2 separate regions of the Mus musculus genome follow, and region 2 is linked to region 1. The links are chromatin contacts, found by Hi-C or POLR2A ChIA-PET in ENCODE. All regions are on one chromosome and are shown on one strand. Each heading gives the region's core, a stretch centred on a gene start or an enhancer-like site at or near the end of the contact. The rest is flanking DNA. Distances are from core to core; before and after follow the strand shown.

What was found. A loop is a pair of places that touch in the nucleus more often than their neighbours do. ChIA-PET counts read pairs that join two places held with the same protein, here RNA polymerase II (POLR2A).
Region 2: a loop to region 1 is called in a map of regulatory T cell, with 9 times the contacts of the local background. The contact joins the promoter of Eif3a here to the promoter of B230217O12Rik in region 1. A Hi-C loop is called at or near these places in 1 of 37 maps with a recorded cell type or tissue (regulatory T cell). POLR2A ChIA-PET finds 5 or more read pairs at or near these places in 1 of 5 experiments (embryonic stem cell).

The regions. Positions count from the first base shown.
Region 1 is chr19:57,359,419-57,362,421 of GRCm38, reverse strand. B230217O12Rik (RIKEN cDNA B230217O12 gene) reads left to right here and starts at 1,523. Exons shown (of 3, transcript NR_040316.1): 1 at 1,523-2,408. Fam160b1 (family with sequence similarity 160, member B1) reads right to left here and starts at 1,413. Exons shown (of 17, transcript NM_145505.4): 1 at 1,052-1,413. The coding sequence starts at 1,096.
Region 2 is chr19:60,789,224-60,792,226 of GRCm38, reverse strand. It overlaps Eif3a (eukaryotic translation initiation factor 3, subunit A), which reads left to right and starts at 1,534. Exons shown (of 22, transcript NM_010123.3): 1 at 1,534-1,758. The coding sequence starts at 1,710.

The DNA.
Region 1 (3,003 bases), core at 274-2,773:
TATCAAGCAATGTTGAACTTTAAAAGTTTGATGACTCTTTATAGTCTGAAGTATAATACAAAATATCAATATAAGTGTTGTTAAAAGTTTTAAAAATTATTTTACCAATGCTGTTGCACACTGACTCCATATTAAGCAAGAAAAGTAGAATTGGCATCTTAGAGTGCAGTTCTCTACCCCATGTGTCAACACTGCTCCTCAGGCAACCCCATTTCTTTCTTGTTTGATGTGCCACCAAGCGAAACCCAAATTCCACGAAGTATGTAAAAAGCAATTGTGTTAAAATTTTGTCTCCATATCTGAAACTCACAACTCTAATTTTCTTAGCTGACCCTAAAAACCACCGTGGTATTTTGTCATCTTTTTACTTTTCTTTAGAAAGTCATGTGAATTTGAAAGTGCTACTATTAGGCCATTCTCAATATGCAAAGAAAATGCCATTAAAAAAAAAAAAACACAGTAACTTTCTTCACATAGGATGATACTCAGTCCAAAATTAGCTAGTAAAATAAAGCAAAGGGTCGCGTTTAGCACCGACAAGAAAAGCATTCTCTTCCTAGGTTTTTGGGTGCTGTACGTTTGGCGGTTTGAGTTCTGTCCCCCCGGTGCTGTTTAGGACCAGGCTCACAGTACAGCGGTTGCAGGCTGCGCCAAGAGCCTCCAGGAAGCGCATTACAGACAAGAAAAGGGAAACAGATGGTGTGAGCTGGGCGATCGCGGACCCGCAAACTCCCGCAGATCGATCACCGAGGTCCGGCCGAGGTGGGCCGCTGGGCCCGAGCTGGCAGAGCCGGTACCGGTGTGGACCGGGCCCCAGGGTCCCCGCCGCTCCTCTCTCACCCGTACCAAAGCAAAAGCAAGCCCTGCCCACCAGCACCGCCGTTCTTTTGTCTTGCGCGGCGCTGGCCACGTAGCCCCGGAGGTTAACGGCCAGGAGGCCTCGGGAGCCGCCCGGTCCCCGGCTGGAGAGCAGAGGCCCCGGGGGTGCCCAGGCCTCGCCGCAGCCTCCCTCCCCGCGCCTCGCAGCCCCCCGCACCCCAATCGGACTCACCGCCTCCACGGCATGCTGCAGGATGGACGTAAGCTTGGAGAACATCCTGTCCCGGGACTGCAGCAGCTTCTCCCGGGACGACCTGGAGAGCTCCTCGATGCGCCGCCGCCGCCCCTGCTGCGGCTGCCCGGGCCGCTCCAGAGTGAAGGCCGGTGCGGGCGGGCCCGGGCGGGGAGCGGAGGGCGGAGGCCGGGCGGGAGGCGCGGCGGCTCTGATCGGAGGACGCGGGGCCGCGGCGGGCGGCTCCGAGGTCGTTCGGCTGCAATCGGGGCACCGCGGAGCTCAGCGGCGGCGACGCGGACACGGTGGCAGGAGCTCGGGCTCTTCCGGCTGCCGTGCCCGCCGCGGCCTGCAGGGGACGCTGATGCGGCCCGGGGAAGCCCAGGTCTCCGCTGCCGGCGTCGCTGGACGCGGGGCGGGGCGCGCAGAGGCCAGGGCGGGGAGGGCGGGGCCAGCAGGGAGGGCGGGGCCGACTTGAGGGCGGGGCCGATGGGGAGAGCAGGGCGGGCGGGGTCGGCGGGGCGCTGAAAGGCTGAGGCCAGGAGGGAGGGCGGGCCTGGCGTGGCGCACCCGGCGGTGCTGGCACTCGTCTCTCGGTGACCAGAGAGCAGTGTGAGGATTTGGCAGCGACGTGTTGACGCTGCGCTTGCGTACCATACGTAGGGCAAGACTGGAAGGCCGCTGGGAAAATACCAGCATCCCGAACGCAAAAAACGGACAGCGGGTCCACGTGCTAGGGATTCGACCGCATCCAATGCAGGTGGGAAGATCCCGCTAGACTAAAATAGCTTATCCTTATCAAAACCCGGAAATGCCAAATGGACACGTGGGATGAGGGTTCGGTTAAATAACGCAGGATGGTGGCCTACAAGGTTTCAGTGTGTTTCTGGAAAAGGAAATAATATTCAGGATGCCTAACACCGATGAGTGAAGCCTCAAGTTAATGAGCCCTGGGCTGGAGGCTTCCTAAAACACTATGCAAATGTGTATTAAACAAGGCGTAGAGGAAACACTGACCATTTTAAGATGGTTGATGCAACTTCTGAAAATCTGAAGAACTTTGTTTCAAGCTGGTATTAGCATTTCACGAAAAGGATCGGGGAGTTCTGCATTAGGGTGAAGTAGATTTCTCATTAACATGGATGAAAAATACCTATTGATAGTATAATTCGTTGAGCAGAGGGCAGAAGAGGGCGCCGCAACTCTGAGCAGGGTTGAGAAGCCTGTTTGGATCCAGCTCTGCCATTCTGGGCCGTGAGGTTACCAATGTAGCAGTGAAGAAAGCCGGGGATCACAGGCTCTCCTCCTTGTTATAACATTAGTAACAACACAAGAGGAGAGGAAACCAAGAGAGAAGGTAAGGGGAGACTCGAGTCTTTCTCATGCTTTGGTTGTTTGCTTCTGCTATGCTCAAAAGCAGGTAAGCATAGCCTTGCTTTCTGTAAACTAAAACGCTGGCAACATCCTCTGTTATTTGTTGGACATTGAGCTGTGTTCCTTGCCACGTTCAAGGTCCTTGTTCCTGCTCCATCCTAGAGCACACAATGTTTGTTGTTATTATTCATACTACTTATGAGGTTTGGTCAGTTTATCAACCATAATAATTTTCCTGGCTAATTACATGGCAGTTTGTATTTTCACAATGTCCTGCAGCCACAACTTGTGTAGGGAGTGATGTTTAGGCGGGCTACAAGTTGTGTGTGATGGATATTTAACTTTGCATACTTATTATAAGCACAATAAAATATATGTTTGGCTATGGGTTAATATCAATACTCAATGATTTATCTGCCTGGTCCCTAATTTCTAAGACGCACAAGTTAGCTAGAACTGTAACTGAGCCAGTAGGTAGATTTCCTACTCCCGTTCCGAATGCTGGGAGAGGCACTAATGTAAAGCCAGTAGGTAGATTTCCTACTCCCGTTCCGAATGCTGGAGGAGGCACTAATGTA
Region 2 (3,003 bases), core at 285-2,784, 3.4 Mb before region 1:
TGCTCTTTATGTTTGGCTTTTAAAATTTGACTTAACTATAATATACACAAAGAAACCCTTTGATCATGCCCATAAAACAGTTGGTAAAGCTTGTAAATACTGGATGCTCTTTTACACCAATCCTGTCCGGGTACTTGTTTTGGAAGGTGAAAGTTCATGATTTAGCATGGTCTAAGCATTCTGGAGGAAGAACTCTTGAAATGAACTTTAACATATTTTTTATTGTTTTTAGTGTGCCCTGTATCTTTGAGTGGGTATGTTCATGTGAATGCAAGTGTTGGGTAAGCCAGAGATGATAGATACTCCAAAACTAGAGTTATAGGTGGTTATGAGCAGTCTGATGTGGCTGAACTAGAGTGCTCTGCAAGATTAGTATCTCTTCAGACCTTTAAATAGCTTTAAAATATTTCTCATTAATTTGTTTTTCGAGAAAGGTTTTCCTCTGTGTAGCTTTGGTCTATAGAACTCCCTGTATAGACCAGGCTGGCCTGGAACTAACAGGGATCTGCCTGACTCTGCCTCCTGAGTGCTGGGATCAAAGGCCAAAGGCGTAGATTCTCACCACGCTCAGGTTTTATTTATTTTTTAAGGTTTCCTCATTCATTGACACAGTATCTCATTAACTCACATGTCCCATACTATTGTAAAATATGTAATAAACTTACAATAATTTATTCTTTTCTTCCTGAATTTTCTCTGAACCTTTGTGTGGTGCCAGGGATTATGGAGGCCCCTGTGTGTGCTAGAGGAGCGCTCAGCCACTGTACAGCCACAGCCCTGAACTCAAGTTAATTTCCTACCAAGAGCCTAATAATTCGACGCGGTTTAAATGGCTTTCAAGCTCTAAGCATAGTAATTAATCTGTGAACACTACATTTGTTAGGTAGCAATAAAAGACATGGCTTGCAATAAGCCATTTCTTCACCAACACATTTCTTATATTTGTTTGTGACGTGAGCTGTATGTAAAAATCGATGACACTCGCGTATTTTCAAATATACAAGCCAGGTTCCTGGGTCTTCTACTCCCCTTCTTTCGGGAATCCTTGGGACACTAACCCTAGGAGGATACCAAATAACTCTGTTTATTATTCGTTTGTTCCCTCCCCTTCCTTGTCAATCAAGTGACTGGTGACCTATTTTTCAGGGATGAACACCACTGGCCAGCGATACGGGGTCAGCACTTCCGTTCAGTATTTTCAACCTTTCCAGGAGAGGTCCCGGCAGAGGCGATGCGACCCTAACGCGGCCTGCTTCCGCGCACGTCATTTTGGCTATGACTGTGTAGACACTGCCTTTTCTCGTCGCAGATCAGACCGCAAATTTCCCTTTCCCACTCTGTGTCCGCGGGGGGCAGAGGTGGTCGGAGAAAACGGTCCCGAAGGTTCCCTCCCGCAACCAAAGAACACCACAGCTCGCGCTGCTCGGCACCCAGCGCCACGTCAGCCCGCGCTCGAGACGCCAGCGCGCCTGCGCGCGGAGAAAGGCGGAACATGCGCAAAGGCCTGCCTCCTACATCCGGGGCTCGGGCGGCGGCGCTGCCGCCGCGAGGGAATCACGTGGTTCCTTCCTTTCCGTCTCTGGCCGGCTGGGCGCGGGCATCTGCTGGCGAGGCGCGTGGAAGCTCGCGCTAGTTCCCCTCCGCCTTCTCTCCCGGTCCAGGCCACTAGGGAGTTCGCTGACGCCGGGTGAACTGAGCGTACCGTCAAGATGCCGGCCTATTTCCAGAGGCCGGAAAATGCCCTCAAGCGCGCCAACGGTGAGTAAGGCAGCGGGTCGCGCCGCGCAGGGCCGGCCCGAGGCCTGGGAGTTTCGAGGGCCTCCGCCTGCTGCCCGCAGCCCGGGCTGTGGAGGCCAGTGGTCACGGCCGCCGCCACCGGGCCGCGTCTGCGCACGGCCTCCCTACTCAAGCGGGCCGCGGCGGAAGGCGCGGATCAGGAACCGTCGCTCTGGTGTGTGTTGAGTGGCTGCCGCCCGAGGCTTGCGTCGCAGGGCCACGGCCCAGCGGGTCAGGACTCTCGGGTCTTGCGATTCTTCGCTACGATCGGCCTTCTGCTGGCTTTTCAAACCCGCGGGCTGCTTGGGAAGCCCCGCGCTCCCTGCCGCCATCTGGGAGTGCCGGGAGGAGGAAACATGGCTCCCTCCCGGGGACAATGCACGCGAGAACCTCCGCTCCACCTCCCGCCGGGGTCGGGAGCCGGCTAGTCTACCTTCACTCCACCTCTCGGGCACGTCTGGTTCCTGATCCCACGCGGAGGCCTTCTGGGTCAGGGTCTACTTCCCTCACTACTAGTTTGCACTTCAGGCCTCTGCTCCATTAACTTGTTTCCTGTGGTGTCCTCCCCCCCACCCCCCGAAATGATGAGGGTCATTTCGAAAGTATTTCGAATCCAGTAAAGTTAGTATTCTTTAGGGATTTAAAAATGATCTACCCAGACAAGCCCTAGAAAGAGTGATTTCCCCAAGGTCACTTGGGAGTGTCAGAAAACTAAGACCAAGGTCTCTTGATATCCAGATCAGCTTTTTGTTTTTTGTTTTTTTGTTTTTCCTCCACCGCAGAGCCACTGAGTGCTATTTCTATTTCCATACGTGTGCTTAATTAAGCCTAGTGCTTGCAGGAAAGACTTGCCCGGATCTCTGACATTGTGTCGTGGAAAACTCGTGTGCGCATATCTGATCTGACCTTTAAAAATTGCTTTTTATTTTTTAAAATAAAACCTGATAATTCAGTATTTGTGCCCTTTTCAACCCTTCCAGTCCAAACTGGAAAAATAAACCATGTATGTTGCAGGTTTTTGTTTGGCAAGCTTGTTAGAAGTGGAAGTTACATTTTGTGAAAAGGCCATTTGACTCAAAACTTATAATAAAAGAATACTGCTGATAATTTTCAGGAATGAAGATGTGTTGGTTACATACATTAATATTTTTTGTGGTTAGGAAGCAGTCTGGAGTAGAATAATAATGCACTGTGGGTCACCCAATACCTCTAGTACTAATCTATTAT